3 separate regions of the Homo sapiens genome follow, and regions 1 and 2 are each linked to region 3. A link is a contact called in ENCODE Hi-C data. All regions are on one chromosome and are shown on one strand. Each heading gives the region's core, a stretch centred on a gene start or an enhancer-like site at or near the end of the contact. The rest is flanking DNA. Distances are from core to core; before and after follow the strand shown.

What was found. Hi-C counts contacts between places; a loop is a spot of excess contacts on that map. Pooled maps may share reads with other maps.
Region 1: a map of CD8-positive, alpha-beta T cell shows a loop between it and region 3 (5-fold over the local background). The contact joins the promoter of BBS12 here to the promoter of PDE5A in region 3. A Hi-C loop is called at or near these places in 3 of 168 maps with a recorded cell type or tissue (CD4-positive, alpha-beta memory T cell, CD8-positive, alpha-beta T cell and naive thymus-derived CD4-positive, alpha-beta T cell) and 7 of 50 pooled maps.
Region 2: a loop to region 3 is called in a map of CD4-positive, alpha-beta memory T cell, with 12 times the contacts of the local background. The contact joins the promoter of SPRY1 here to the promoter of PDE5A in region 3. A Hi-C loop is called at or near these places in 2 of 168 maps with a recorded cell type or tissue (CD4-positive, alpha-beta memory T cell and naive thymus-derived CD4-positive, alpha-beta T cell) and 5 of 50 pooled maps.

What each region holds. Positions count from the first base shown.
Region 1 is chr4:122,730,097-122,734,583 of GRCh38, reverse strand. BBS12 (Bardet-Biedl syndrome 12) reads right to left here and starts at 1,880. Exons shown (of 2, transcript NM_152618.3): 1 at 1,700-1,880. It also overlaps the pseudogene CETN4P. RefSeq lists an enhancer at 1,421-1,630 and a silencer at 1,991-2,210.
Region 2 is chr4:123,395,362-123,399,901 of GRCh38, reverse strand. It overlaps SPRY1 (sprouty RTK signaling antagonist 1), which reads right to left and starts at 3,107. Exons shown (of 3, transcript NM_001258038.2): 1 at 2,970-3,107; 2 at 2,046-2,291. RefSeq lists a silencer at 1,123-1,672.
Region 3 is chr4:119,626,888-119,631,052 of GRCh38, reverse strand. PDE5A (phosphodiesterase 5A) reads left to right here and starts at 2,249. Exons shown (of 21, transcript NM_001083.4): 1 at 2,249-2,533. The coding sequence starts at 2,382. It overlaps LOC107986192 (a long non-coding RNA gene), which reads right to left and starts at 3,263. Exons shown (of 1, transcript NR_165235.1): 1 at 298-3,263. RefSeq lists silencers at 1,916-2,315, 3,536-3,815 and an enhancer at 3,356-3,405.

The sequences.
Region 1 (4,487 bases), core at 631-3,130, 3.1 Mb before region 3:
ATTAAAAATGAAGTATATGGCCGGGCGCAGTTGCTCACGCCTGTAATCCCAGCACTTTGAGAGGCCGAGGCGAGCGGATCATGAAGTCAGGAGATGGAGACCATCCTGGCTAATACGGTGAAACTCCGTCTCTACTAAAAATACAAAAAAATTAGCCGGGCGCGGTGGCGGGCGCCTGTACTCCCAGCTATTCGGGAGGCTGAGGCAGAAGAACGGCGAGAACCCGGGAGGTGGAGCTTGCAGTGAGCCGGGATTGAGCCACTGCACTCCAGCCTGGGCGACAGAGCAGGACTCGGTCTCAAAAAAAAAAAAGTGTATGACCTTGAAACTGATCAAGAGCAACTTTCCAAGTGAGATAAATGACGTGAAAAATCATATATTAAAGTGACCACATTTTACTTAACTCAAAAATTATCTTGGATTTGTGCCATTTTAATTTTCACTGGGTAACTTTATATGGAAAAATCACCTGCAATATGAGGATAAACTTACCTATTTTCCAGAAGCCTAATGAGATTTTTATCAATGATTACAATACTTGCGTGTCTGTCTGGGATATAATATGAACAAGACAGGCTGATGGCTTTGGAAAATGTGCCATGTTTCTACTCAATGAAGCATGAAAAGTGATTTGACAGAGTGCTTCAAGAATGCACTTTGCACTTGTTTTCCTCTCCTGCCTTCAGGAAGATAAGTGAGACAAAAAAAAAAAAAAAAAAAAAAAGACTAAAGTTAGTATTCTTCCTGAATCCATTTTTGAAGAATCCAGTATAATTTTTAGAAAATATTTCCTCTAGAGAAGACATTGTAGGAGGCATAAAAGGGGTCCGCATGTGTGAGCAATTAAAGGTTAGAAGTTTTAAGATTCTCTCATTCCTTCATTCCCACCAGGAAGTCAGTGGTCCATCCTACCTCAGTCTTTCTCCCCTGTCCTTTAAGCTGATTCCTGGCCAAATTCAGAACGGGCAGAAGCAGTAAATCTGGCCCTCTGGACAAGAGATTGAGTTGGTTTACAAAAGTTTCACAAGTATCTAAATCTAGGCCGTTACTGAATCAACTGGATAATCAGACTACCTGTGTCTGACTCTGAAGTGCAGATCAAGTTGATATCGTTGACAACTGGCCAAATCTTAGGACTGGGCCAAGGAAATGGCTGGATGTGTGTGTGTGTGTGTGTGTGTGTGTGTGTGTGTGTGTGTGTGTGTGTTGGGGTTGGAGGGCGGGGTCCGATAGTAATTATGGGTGGGGCCAAAGTCCTACCTCGTAAACAAATGCTACACGAAACATGTAAAAACGTTTATCTATGTATGTAGTGAAGCTTTAAATACATCCCAAGACCCATGCTTATCCCAATACCCACGTCCCTCCAACGACACTGTTACCCCATGCCACTGCTATACAGAATTCTGGTGTCTACCATGCCAGAATCCCTGCCCAAAACAGGGAGGAGGTAAATGGCTGAAGGCCCAGCTCCAGGCACTGTAGAAAATGAGGAAAGTCTAGCGGCAAAAAGAAAGGGCAGTCCCCTCTTCCTCTAGTACTCCTAGCCACATGCTGGACCAATTCACCCCAGGACCTCCAGGCCCTAGATTCTCATTCTTTCCCTGGCCCGAAGAGGACAGAAAAATCAAACACACGGGCTCCCACGTCTTCAGGAAAGACTTAGCTTAGCAGTCAGCGGAAGCACCTCACTACTAACCTCGCTCCTTTCTCCTCTCCTACAGGGGGCTGGAGTTCCCGGCTTCCCACCGGCCAGACGCGATTCTGGCTGGGACAGCAACACCAAAAACGCCAGGGCTAGGGAGCCCAGTTCCCCGTCCGCAGTTTGCGCATGTGCGAAGAGGGGCTTCTGGAGGAGCCGGGGGCTTAGTTGCTAAGAGACACAGCTGGAGAGAGAAGTTCCGCTTAACGCCGGGCTGCGAAAGGCGGGGACGTCACGCTATTGGTAGGGAGTAGAGAGAAAGGGCTGGTTTAAAGGCCTTTTTTTCTGTCCATTGGATGAACTGGATGTCAATAACTCAGGCTGGGTGGGCGGGGCTGAGAGAGGTCGGTGAGAGCGGCCTTAGCAACCGCCAGTGAGCTGTGAAGACTTGGGTTGGGCGGGGCTGCGGGAGGTGACGCCGGGAGGTCCCGGCTGAGAGCGCCGGCTGCCGGCTGGGGACCTGGTGAGTGTGAAGCTGTAACCTTCTGCTGGGGCCGGGGCCGAAGTTTTTCCGCCAGAGCAAGGAAGGCTGCCCCTGGCAGCAACTGCACTCCTTCCTTACTCCTGTTGAGATTCATTTTATAGTAGGAAATAGGTACTTTAATATAGTTTATCATCAATTATTCTGGTTCTGCTAACTATTCCAGTTATATAATTTATCTTTCACCCATATGTGTGTGTATTACAGGCATCTAACTACCATACAAGTTCAGACCAATGGAAGAAAAGAGCAGCAAAAATTGAACTGAATGAATCCCAAAAGCAAGAAATTAAAGACGCCTTTAATTTATTTGATATTGATGGGTCTGGAACCATCGATGTAAAAGAAGGTTCTGAAATTATTTCTAATTCTAAATCATTTTAAAAACCATATTATTTGTGGCAATCTTTAAGGCTTTCTTTAAAAGTAGTCTTCTGAAAGCTTAATATAAAGTCTCTTCAGTGCATATGCCTGCCCTGCATTAGCAAAACGATATCTTGTTAAGCATTTTAATTGTGTTTTATAAATGAGTAGGCAAAAGCCCAGGGTGTAACAGTGATGTACATGATGGCACAGTAGGACTGAAACACAGGCCTGCTGACCTAATTTTCTGTTTATGCTCAGTCCATAATAGAAAAGAGAGAAGCTCTTAATAGGGAGTTAAAAAGCTTAGAAAGAAATCATGGCATATTATAATTCCTTTTCTTCCTATTTCAGATTGCAGTGTGGGCCTTAGGATTTGAACCAAAGAAAGAAGAAATTTAAAAAATGGTAGCTGAAGTTGATAAAGAAGGAATTGGCACCATTAGTTTTGAAGATTTTTTTTTGCCATTATGAGTATAAAAATGATATAGTTATGATTTTATTTTTCAAAGAAATACTAGCAATAACCTGCTACATTTTAGGGCTGGAGCAATCAGAAGTTTTATAGAGAAGCAATTAGAACTAGGTTTTTAAGGATGGGAGATAGGAAGAGCAAGATTAAATATGTTTTCAGGGTAGTAATGAGAAGACTATGATGTGGAGAAGAGGTTTTTGTCAGGAAATAATGAGGCTATATTGCAGGATAGAGAGAATGGGGCCAGAATTTGGAAGCCTTTAATTCAGCAACATATATTGAATGCCTATTTTTGCCAGGCACTATTCTAAGGAGCATTGAAAGATACAACCTTCCATTTTGAAGCTTACATTTTTGGTAACGGATCTGAATTATGAGGTTTAATAAGAGATGCATTCTGGACCACCCTGTGCCTTCTCCACCTTAGCAAGCTCTACCTTTAAGCACCTTGAGGGCAGGTGTGAGTACATAATTGTTAAAAGACCAATAAATAAAATCAGAACACAGCTACTTGGCACATTGCTGCTTTAGACCCCAAAGATCTAATTAAGTCCAGCTTGATAAAATAAATAAATGAAAGACTGGATAGTTGCTTCTTTTTTAAAAGAGTAAAAAAGATGAAAAAGAAGAAATATTGAAGACTTTCAAATTATTTGATGATGATGATACTGGAAGTATAATACTAACCGGTATCAAGAGGTTTGCTAAGAAACCAGGGGAAAATTTAACATGATGAACTTCAGGTAGATTTTGCTTATTTTTATAATTATAATTTATATGTAATTATAACTTATGTGATAATTTAGGATTATAATTCTAACTTTAGTTGCACTTATGCATTTAAAATAAAATTTGGTTTTGAATATGTGTTTGACTTCATTTATGTCATTTTAAATGTATTTCATATATTTACATTTTGTTTTACAGGAAATGCTTGATGAAGCTGATCATGATAGAGATGGAGAAATAAACGAGGAAGATGTTTTGAGAGTGATGAAAAAGACTACTCGTTATTAATAGCGTTGTTTTAGTCCTTGTGGAAAATTAACAAATTTGTATTTGTTATGCAGTTTTATAATTTAATATCTGAATGTATTCATTTTCAGTTTTTAGTTTATATGTACACATTGGCTTCTTGATGTCTAATCCATGTAAGAAGTTACACATCTCTACCAATATGATGTTAAATCTACAGCATCAAGAAACAAAACATAATGACTTCTTTGAGCCATTAATCCAAGAACAGTATTGATTCTAGCTGCTCTTTTGAGAACCTTAGGTCACAAAGACTTAGAATTTTAAAGTTTGATGAAGTTGGCTTCACATCCAAATGAATTTGGCAAACAAAACTTATATTTTCCTTTTGTGCAACCCAAAAAAACCTGATGAACATTTGCTTTTTAGTCAGTTACTCAAATACATAAAGTATTAAATAGAACTGTCTGGAAACATTATTTGCTAATTTT
Region 2 (4,540 bases), core at 1,858-4,357, 3.8 Mb before region 3:
AGAAAAGCCCATTTTCAAGCAGTGACAGTCTTGGACAAGCCCCAAACACGCTCACACGCGCTCGGCACACTGCCTTCCCCAAGAAAACGCGAATGGAAGTAGAATACCTTTTCGGACAATCCCATCACCATATTAAGGATCACCGTGGATTTCCAACACACTTTTTGGGTGGCCCACCAAGGTTTCTGAGAAATCATGAAGAGCCTTCAGCGTCCACGCGGGAGCCCAAAGCAAGCCCACGGTCTGGCTGACCCTAAGCAAGGATTTGTCTATGCTTTAAAGGAAAAGCTGGGTTCACCGAGGGCCGAGGAGAAAGAAGCCAGCGCAGGGGCGGCCACATTGCAAGTTACCACGGTGGAGCTGCGCCCTCTGCAATCCGCACTGAATAAATAGTTGACGGAAGAAGGAAAAGGAAAAAGTTATGAATGAAAACAAGTTCTTTCTCCCTCTCTCTGTGGTAGGAGGAGGGGAGGAGGCTGAGGTTACCATGAGCTCAGGAGGGCGGACTTCCCCACTTTTTTTTTTTGAGCCGGAGTCTCACTTTGTCTCCCAGGCTGGAGTGCAGTGGCGCGACCTTGGCTCACTGCAACCTCCGCCTCCCGGGTTCAAGCGGGTCTCCCGCCTCAGTCTCTCGAGTAGCTGTGACTACAGTCGCGCGTCACCACGGCCGGCTAATTTTTGCATTTTTAGTAAAGACGGGGTTTCATCAGTTGGTCGGGCTGGTCTCGAACTCCTGACCTCAGGTGATCAGCGCGCCTCGGCCCCCCCAAGTGCTGGGATTACAGGCGTGAGCCACCGCGCCCAGCCGACTTCCCCACTTTTAAAGTGGCAGTGCCCTCTCCCTTCCCCTGTCTTTGCACTGTGCTCCAAACCAGAAGAAAGTTGCGGCTGGCTTTGGGGCTGCCTAATTCTATCGAGGGGGTAATCGGCGAATTCCGGGGATGTGCCTACACACACACACGCACACACACAGCCTTTGTCGTCCCCCTGCTTGAGGCACACTCCTCCAAAGAGGGCCTCCGGGGACATCCCCAGAGCCGCCTGAAATCCCCCTTGGGCGTGAAGGGCTCTCCGAGAGGACAACCTGGGCCACCGCGCCGCCGCTCCGGGTAATCGGGGATGGAGGAGACCCTGTCCTGTTACGTTCCGCAGCCGCAGACCGTCGCCCACCCCGCCACCCAACCTTGAGCCCCCAGAAGCCGCGGCCCCCAGGGGGCAGGGAGCGGCGGGAGGGGCCGCGCCGAGCGAGGTCGTCCCTCCCCTCCCCTCCTCTCCCGGAGTCCTGGCTCGGGCAGCAGCGCCGCCGAGTCCGCACCTGCCGCGCCGAGCGAGCCCCGCCCGCGCGCCTACAGCCCAGCGGGCCGAGGGCGGCCGCCGCACACACTCACCTAGGCCGAAGCGGTGGCCGGGGGCCAAGCCGTGCGACCCGGCCCAGGTCCTGGTGCGGGCGGCGGCGTGCACGTGCCGCATCAACCGCGGCGGGGAGGGCGAGGCGGCATCGCCGGAGTTGGAGCGCCTCGGCTCGCGGCCTCCCCCGCCCCCGCCGCCACCGGCCAGGAGCGCTCCCCGCGGCCCCCTTCCGGCTGCGGAGGGCAGTTCTCCCGCGGCTCCGCGCGGCCGGGCCCGGACCTGTCACGGCTGGTGCTCGCCGGGCGGCTCAGTAACATCCACCTCGGGAGGTCTTCTGCAGCCCCTTTCCAAGAACCAGTTTTTACAAATCCTTTCAGGAAGGCTTCCCAAGTCTCAGAAAAACAAGTAGGGGAGTGGCGGAGTCGAGTGCGTGACGGGCCAGCTGACGGCACGGTGTGCTCAGAGAACTCGGGTTCTAGTCGCTCCTCGCAAGGAACGAAGGAAGGGATGGCGGCTTCCTGACGAGCGAAAAATCCACGTCACGGGCGTTCGAGACTCCGCAGCGCCCGGGTCGGGGCCCGAACCGCCGTCGGCGGGTGGGTCACGGAGCCGCGCAGTACCCCGGCGAAACCTCGGAGCACGCGCCTGCCAGGCAGAGGCTGCCGCGGCCGGGAGGGGGAGGGGGATTTTTTTACCCTTTTCTTTTTTTTTTTTTTTTTAGCGGGGAGGAGTGAAGAGAGTGAGGTTTGGGGATCCTTCTCGGAGAGAGAAAGGCGGGCGTCGTCCCTTGTGCCCCGCGCAGGCCGACGCGCTTAGCCGATTCCGCACGTTGGGCAAGTGGGGGCACAGCGTCCCCGGGCACTCCGGTCCCGGCAGGTCAGCCTCTCCCGGGCAGCGCTCACACCCAGTCCTCCGAGCCTGGGGTTCCACGGCCGAAATGCCTGCGACAGAGAATTAGAGATAGAAGCTCGTGAATGTCCCTTTCTTCGAAGGGCTGGGACCCCGGGCGGGCCGCTGGCCAGCTCGCCCGCAGCCCGTTGCCATGTGCTCCCTGTTGCTGCTCCCGGTGATTGACAGGCCGGCGCACAGTCGGCGTGTCAGCCGCGAACCAAAGTAACATGCAGTCCTGCACGTTTTTGCCGAGGTGCTTTTGCCCCCTGGAATGCCTAGGAGTTCAAACAACGTTCAAGCAACGCCTCTGCGCGTTAGGAATCAATACACAGAGACGGGAAATTCAGGTTTTAAACCAATGCTTCACTCGGGATTCGGTCGCCAACAATGCCTAAACAAACACGCATTTGGTCCACACACCGAGTGCTAGCCCCTCTTCGCATAAAGGCATTAACGGCTCTGTGTTTCACAAATTCGATCGTTTCAGACTTTAAACGTCTACTGTTCGGTTAAGGAAAGGTGAAAGGGACCCTGCTTTTTCTTTTAGCGGTAGCATTTACTTTAAGAGCATTAGTTTTAGCAGTGGGAATGCTACCGGTGTTTTGAAATGCAACCAGTAACCTTAGCTGGAAAGCAAGTTCAAATAAATAAATGTTCAGTTCCTTGCAAAAGTCAACATTTCTCACCTTATCTTTCCTAAAATGTCTACGGAAGGAAACGGTACTTACCTAATGCAAAGATTGCAAATTGCTTTTCAGGCACATTTAACAGCGACTGTAGCTGTTCCTTATCCAGGGCAGGGAACTGTGCTGATAATCACTCTGCAAAGCACGCAGTGGTTTGCAGAGCGGTCTCACTCCGGCTACGCAGAATTTCAGCTCCTTGCCTCCACCTCCACCTCCACTCCAGGACACGCCTCCGGTGATATCATGTGTCAATCACTCGGGCTGCCCGAAAACCTGGAACAGGATTTCCTTAACTATCGTTTCCTCTTTCGTTTATGTGTACCAACTTGGAAATGTTGCCCTACAGACTCGTGTAATAAACATCCTCTTAAAACTTCGGGAGTGCCTCTAAAAATTCTGCAAATGCAGTTTGTCATAGAGGAATACATTCGGATTTAGTTAGCAATCTTCAGTTGTCGATCTCAATTAAAAGGATTGGTGGACTCTACTCTTAAGTTGAATTAGAAAAGAATTGTGAAGAATAAAAGAAAATGAAAAAAGTTGTATGCCAAGCCATCACTTCTGACCAACTAGAGGGAAAACGTATATTGACACAAAAAGATGATTATATAACATTACAGTTCCTATTTACAACAAAGTTCAGAATATGTGAAACCTAAAGTTCAAAAGGTGGCACTCCTTACTGCAAATGTAATATAAGCATATGTAATAAAGGTGAAATTTTCTGCTGTGGGTTTTTTAAATAATTGCTTTACCTTGGCTTGTTATATGATTTCCCAAAAATCAAGCACATGGAGAAAAAACCAAATTCTTTCAATTTTGTAATATAGTTGTATAATTTTGCAAAAAATACAAACCCGTATATTTTTTAATTAGCTAAAAGTCAATTAATTAGAATAGAAAAAATTTATCAAGAAGTTTTATAATTCTTAGTAATAGCTGATATGACTGGAAAAAAAACACTTTAAGTAGGAAACTTGATTTCTACTTTCTTACAAACTATGGGATTTTAGGCATTTATTATCAAAGTTGTGCCTTTTCATGCTGCAGTGAGGATAACTTTTTGTGGAATTGAAGGTTCCGTAGAAACTTTTAAAAGCCACCTAAAGACCAAAAACTTAGTGGAAAGGAAATATTTTTCCAGGTACTATATATCAGGAGTAGCTTAAAGTCTGGCAAAACAAAGCAAACAATAACAAAACTCTAGAATCTAAATCATATAAACATATAAGTATGGAAATTTTTAGTTCAAAGTACATTTTTAGTCTCATTTACAATAGCAAGTGGTTCTGTTGAAACTATAAATATATACATACATAACACACACGCACACACACAGGACTTTCAAATGTCTGAGCACTTTCAAAAATTAAAGTTGTGTTTGGAATTGCCTCTGAAGAACACAGAGCATTGTTAAGAACATGAATAACAATAAAAAAGCATCATTAGAAAATAGCATAGAATAAGAATCAAGCCAAAAAGCTACATATTCACTCTTAATATTATGAATTGTATTAAAATAGGCTATTTAAAAGAATAAAATTGATTTCATTGTATTTTTTTCATAGATCTCATTAGATTTGGGGATGTAATGAAATTTTACTAGTGATGGA
Region 3 (4,165 bases), core at 1,000-3,499:
GAGGCTGGAAACTCCAAAATCAAAGTGCCAGCAGATTTGGCAACTGGTGAGGGCTGCTCTTTGCTTACAAAATGGCACCTTGTTGCTGCATCCTCAGCAAGGGTCAGTGCTGTGTCTTCACATAGTGGAAAGAATAGAAGGGGCCAACTGTCTCCTTTGGGCCTTTTTTTAAAAAGGCACTAATGCATTCACAAAGGCAGAGCCCTAATGGTCTAATCACCACTTAAAGGCACCTCCTCTTAATACTGTTGAATTAGGGATTAAGTTTCAACATGAATTTTGGAGGGAATACAAACATTGAAATGATTATACGTGTTTATTTAATCAAGTATCCAACAAAAGCAAATAATTCAAGCCCCAAATTCACTGCATCTTTAGTAGATAAGCAGAGTTTTAAATTACGATTGATCTCCTGTTAGGAGGAATGCATGGATTTCCACAAGAAAAAACTGTACTGAGGAGAAACTTTCCACAGTAATGTGCCACTTTTCAGTCAACGACAGACCACATATATGAGTCCCATAAGATAATACTATATTTTTACTGTACCTTTTCTATGTTTAGATATGTTTAGACACACAAATATCATTGCATTACAATTGCCTACAGTATTCAGTACAGTAATATGCTGTATAGATTTGTGGTCTAGGAGCAATAGCCTAAGTGTGTAGTAGGCTGAGCCATCTATTTTGTGTTAGTACACTGTGATGTTCAGAGAAGGATGAAATTGCCTAAGGATACATTTCTCAGAATGTATCCTGTTGTTCGGTGACGCATGACTGTATTCCATGAGCACTATAATCACTATCATAGTAACACATTAGGAGAGAATTCTCATTTCTAAATCCAATATAATTTATCACCCATTAGTTCATACTCTACTGCTTTGATTGCTTTTCTTTGGTTGTGGCTACCTGCATACAGCAGTAAAGTTTCAGAAAAACTGAAGTCGCAAAAGGTCAATTACTCAATGAAGGAAAGATAAACCATTGCATTGGGGGACTAGAAGATACTTTTAAAAGTTCTCAGATTATCAATTTAATGATGTGTTTCTATGTAGTGAATAATGCCTTAAATTCTTGCCAAGAGTATTTAGAAGGAAGTTGTCAGAAGTATATCAGCTAACTCATTTTTTTTTATATCACTGCTAATGGTGTCATTCACACATTGTGCAACCCATAATTCCAGATTTAATTCTACCAAAAAATATAGGTCATTGCAAAATGCCATATTAAAACTGCCAATGCATGACAGGAAGATGGGGATGCAGACAAAGCAAAGGATGACACCAATTCCTTTTTTAAAGAAGCAAGATAGGGATTGGACAAAAAGGCTGAGCCATTTTTAATGGATACTTTTGAGGGAGTGTTAATTCCAATTTAATTAAAATGATGCATTAATTTAAAATTGGGATAACTGGTTGCCCTCGACTGCACCTGGGTTGCGCCAGTGCTCTCGGATTAACCTAATTGTACAGAGGTGCCCTTGTTTTCTAACTTCATGCACAAAGCATTGGAAATTATTTGTTTGCTTTTTCTTTTCCAAGTAAATCTTTTTCCAGTTATGCATAAGGGAAGTTTGAGGCAATGGTTAAAGGCACTTAAGTTATAATTATTGCTGTTATCATTAACATTAAGCACGGGTATGGCTTTGTTGCAAGTTACCCACCTACACCTGCAAATCTCTCTTGCTAGCACACGCCCCAGCTCTCTCCACCCGCAGTGGTCCGTGGCTGGACCGCTTTAAGTCACTGAGCGGGCTGGGCTCTGAAGGAGGTCGGTCCCGCTCCTCCCAGACCCAAGCGTAGGGCTAGGGAAAAGCTAGGCGGGAAGGTCATTGCACTCCCAGGCCCCAGGAAAAGGGCCCAGGGTCTCATCATCTCTTACTTTCGGGCAAAACTTCCCACATCGCGACCTTCCCTCCCTGGGGCACTCTGAGAACACACCCAGTCACCTAGCGCGCTCCCCAGAAGTCGGCTTGGCACACAGCGCACCCCAGCGGCCGCGCGGCCTCCTTCCAGCCGCCGCCACTTGGCTTCCGGAGAGCTCGCCGGGCGCTGCCGCTGCCGCCGCCGCCGCCGCCTCCTGGGAACCAGGGGACTGAAGAGCCTGCGAGAGCGGAACACTGCCGGACCCCGGGTGGGGGGGGCGCAGCAGCTGCGCCTGGCCCCGCCCACCACACCTGGGCGCCCGTAGAACCGCGCGGGGCGGGGCGGGGCAGGAGGCTGGCCTGGCGCTCCGGCCGCTTTGTCGAAAGCCGGCCCGACTGGAGCAGGACGAAGGGGGAGGGTCTCGAGGCCGAGTCCTGTTCTTCTGAGGGACGGACCCCAGCTGGGGTGGAAAAGCAGTACCAGAGAGCCTCCGAGGCGCGCGGTGCCAACCATGGAGCGGGCCGGCCCCAGCTTCGGGCAGCAGCGACAGCAGCAGCAGCCCCAGCAGCAGAAGCAGCAGCAGAGGGATCAGGACTCGGTCGAAGCATGGCTGGACGATCACTGGGACTTTACCTTCTCATACTTTGTTAGAAAAGCCACCAGGTAAGAAGAGGACCCACGGAAGACCCGGGGCTGATTTCTCTCCCCTGTTGAATTGTGCCCTTCGTTCACCCCTGTTCCCAGGCCCTTTGCTTTTGAAGTAGGTCCTCGGTCCTGTTACGAGGTAGAAACCTCAACTCTAAGCGAGCACAGTCGAAAAACTCAAGTGTCGGATTTGATACAACTTGCTCACAAAGTTCAAATACAAAAATGTACTTGCCGACCTCCCACCCTCACCCCCGACCCTCTTGGTATTCCCCGGGAACATGATTATTTTCATACATCCGTGCTCACGGGCCTTCCCCTAGCCCCTCTCTAGCCCTCTGGTTCCCCAAAATCCAATCAGCAAAACCCAAACAGTTTCTGAGCCCCTTCCCTGCAGCTCCGGAAGCACCATTTCCAAGTCGGTCTTGATGGCTCCGCTCCTCCCCCGTCCCCCCTCGCCCTGGCCCTGGCTGGGCGGGGAAGCTGGGGTGAGGGACGAGTCCACGGGACAGCCCAAAGGCAACATGACGGAACCTTGCCAAAGTGAGTGCGGTTGCCTTTTCCCCCCTTCCAGTCTCCTGCTTGTCCCGCGCGCCTCCTTTCACTCGCTTTTCCGCCGAAGGCTGTGCCGCCAAAAGTAGAGCTCTGCAGAGGGGTTTGCGGCGTGCACACAAAGGGCGCAGGGGAGGCGCCGCCTGGAGCGGACCCCAAGGGGCAGCGCAGACCCCAGAGGCCAGCTCTTTCTGGTCCAGAGCCAAGCGCCGGGGCGGCCCTTGCGGAGGGCGGGGAGGAGGGAGCCTGTCCTTTTGGAGGCGGCTGCGCAGCGGGCAGTCGGGGCGCTCGTGGGAAACGCTCGCGGGAGAGTTGGGGAGGAATTGAGACTGGGAGCAGAGGGACAAGAAGAGTGGAGCAGAGAGTGCTTGGCGGGCGGGTGCCCCGAAGCCTGAGGAATTGATGCATAGTCGGGGTGCGTGGACTCCAGGACGCGCCCCTTTGCAGAAAGAGTCCGTGCCCCGCTGCCGCCTGCTCTGGGCAGCGGCCGTCGGGCAGCGGGTGCTGGCCGTCTTGGCCGGGAGGGTGACACACGCCCGGCAGTGATGGTCGAGGAGCCCGCCCGGGTTCGACGCCCGGGTCCCACTCGCCGGCGCGCGGCCGCGGCTCTGCCGGTCGCTCCCCGCCAGGGGGCGGCGCAGCGCGGGGCGAGCGGGAGGCGACGGGCGGCGGCGCGGAGGCCGGGGCCGTGAGGGAGCTGGTTCTGAGTCGCCGACCTCACCTCACCTCACCTGCGCGCGTTGTTGCCCCTACGGAGCCTCCTGGAGTCCAGGATCGGCGGAGTTCGAAAACGAACTTCCCACGTTTGCTATGTTGCCCTTTGGAGACAAAACAAGGTACTTCCTTCAGCATCCCCCTACGTCCCTTCCCACTTTTTCCGGGGGCGCGGCGGGTCTCGGGTGCTGGGTGGTGGCGCCCCGGTGGCACCAGTGGGACGATGTATCATTGAAAATTGACTGTATAACTTTTGTTGTTGTTGTTATTCTTTGCTCTCTTGCAGATGTATTAATAAGGGTCTTAAATTGGGCCCTTTTTAATCTTGTTTTGTTTTGTTTTGTTTTGTTTTTTTCCTAAGGAACATCCAGAGTTGGTGTCAAT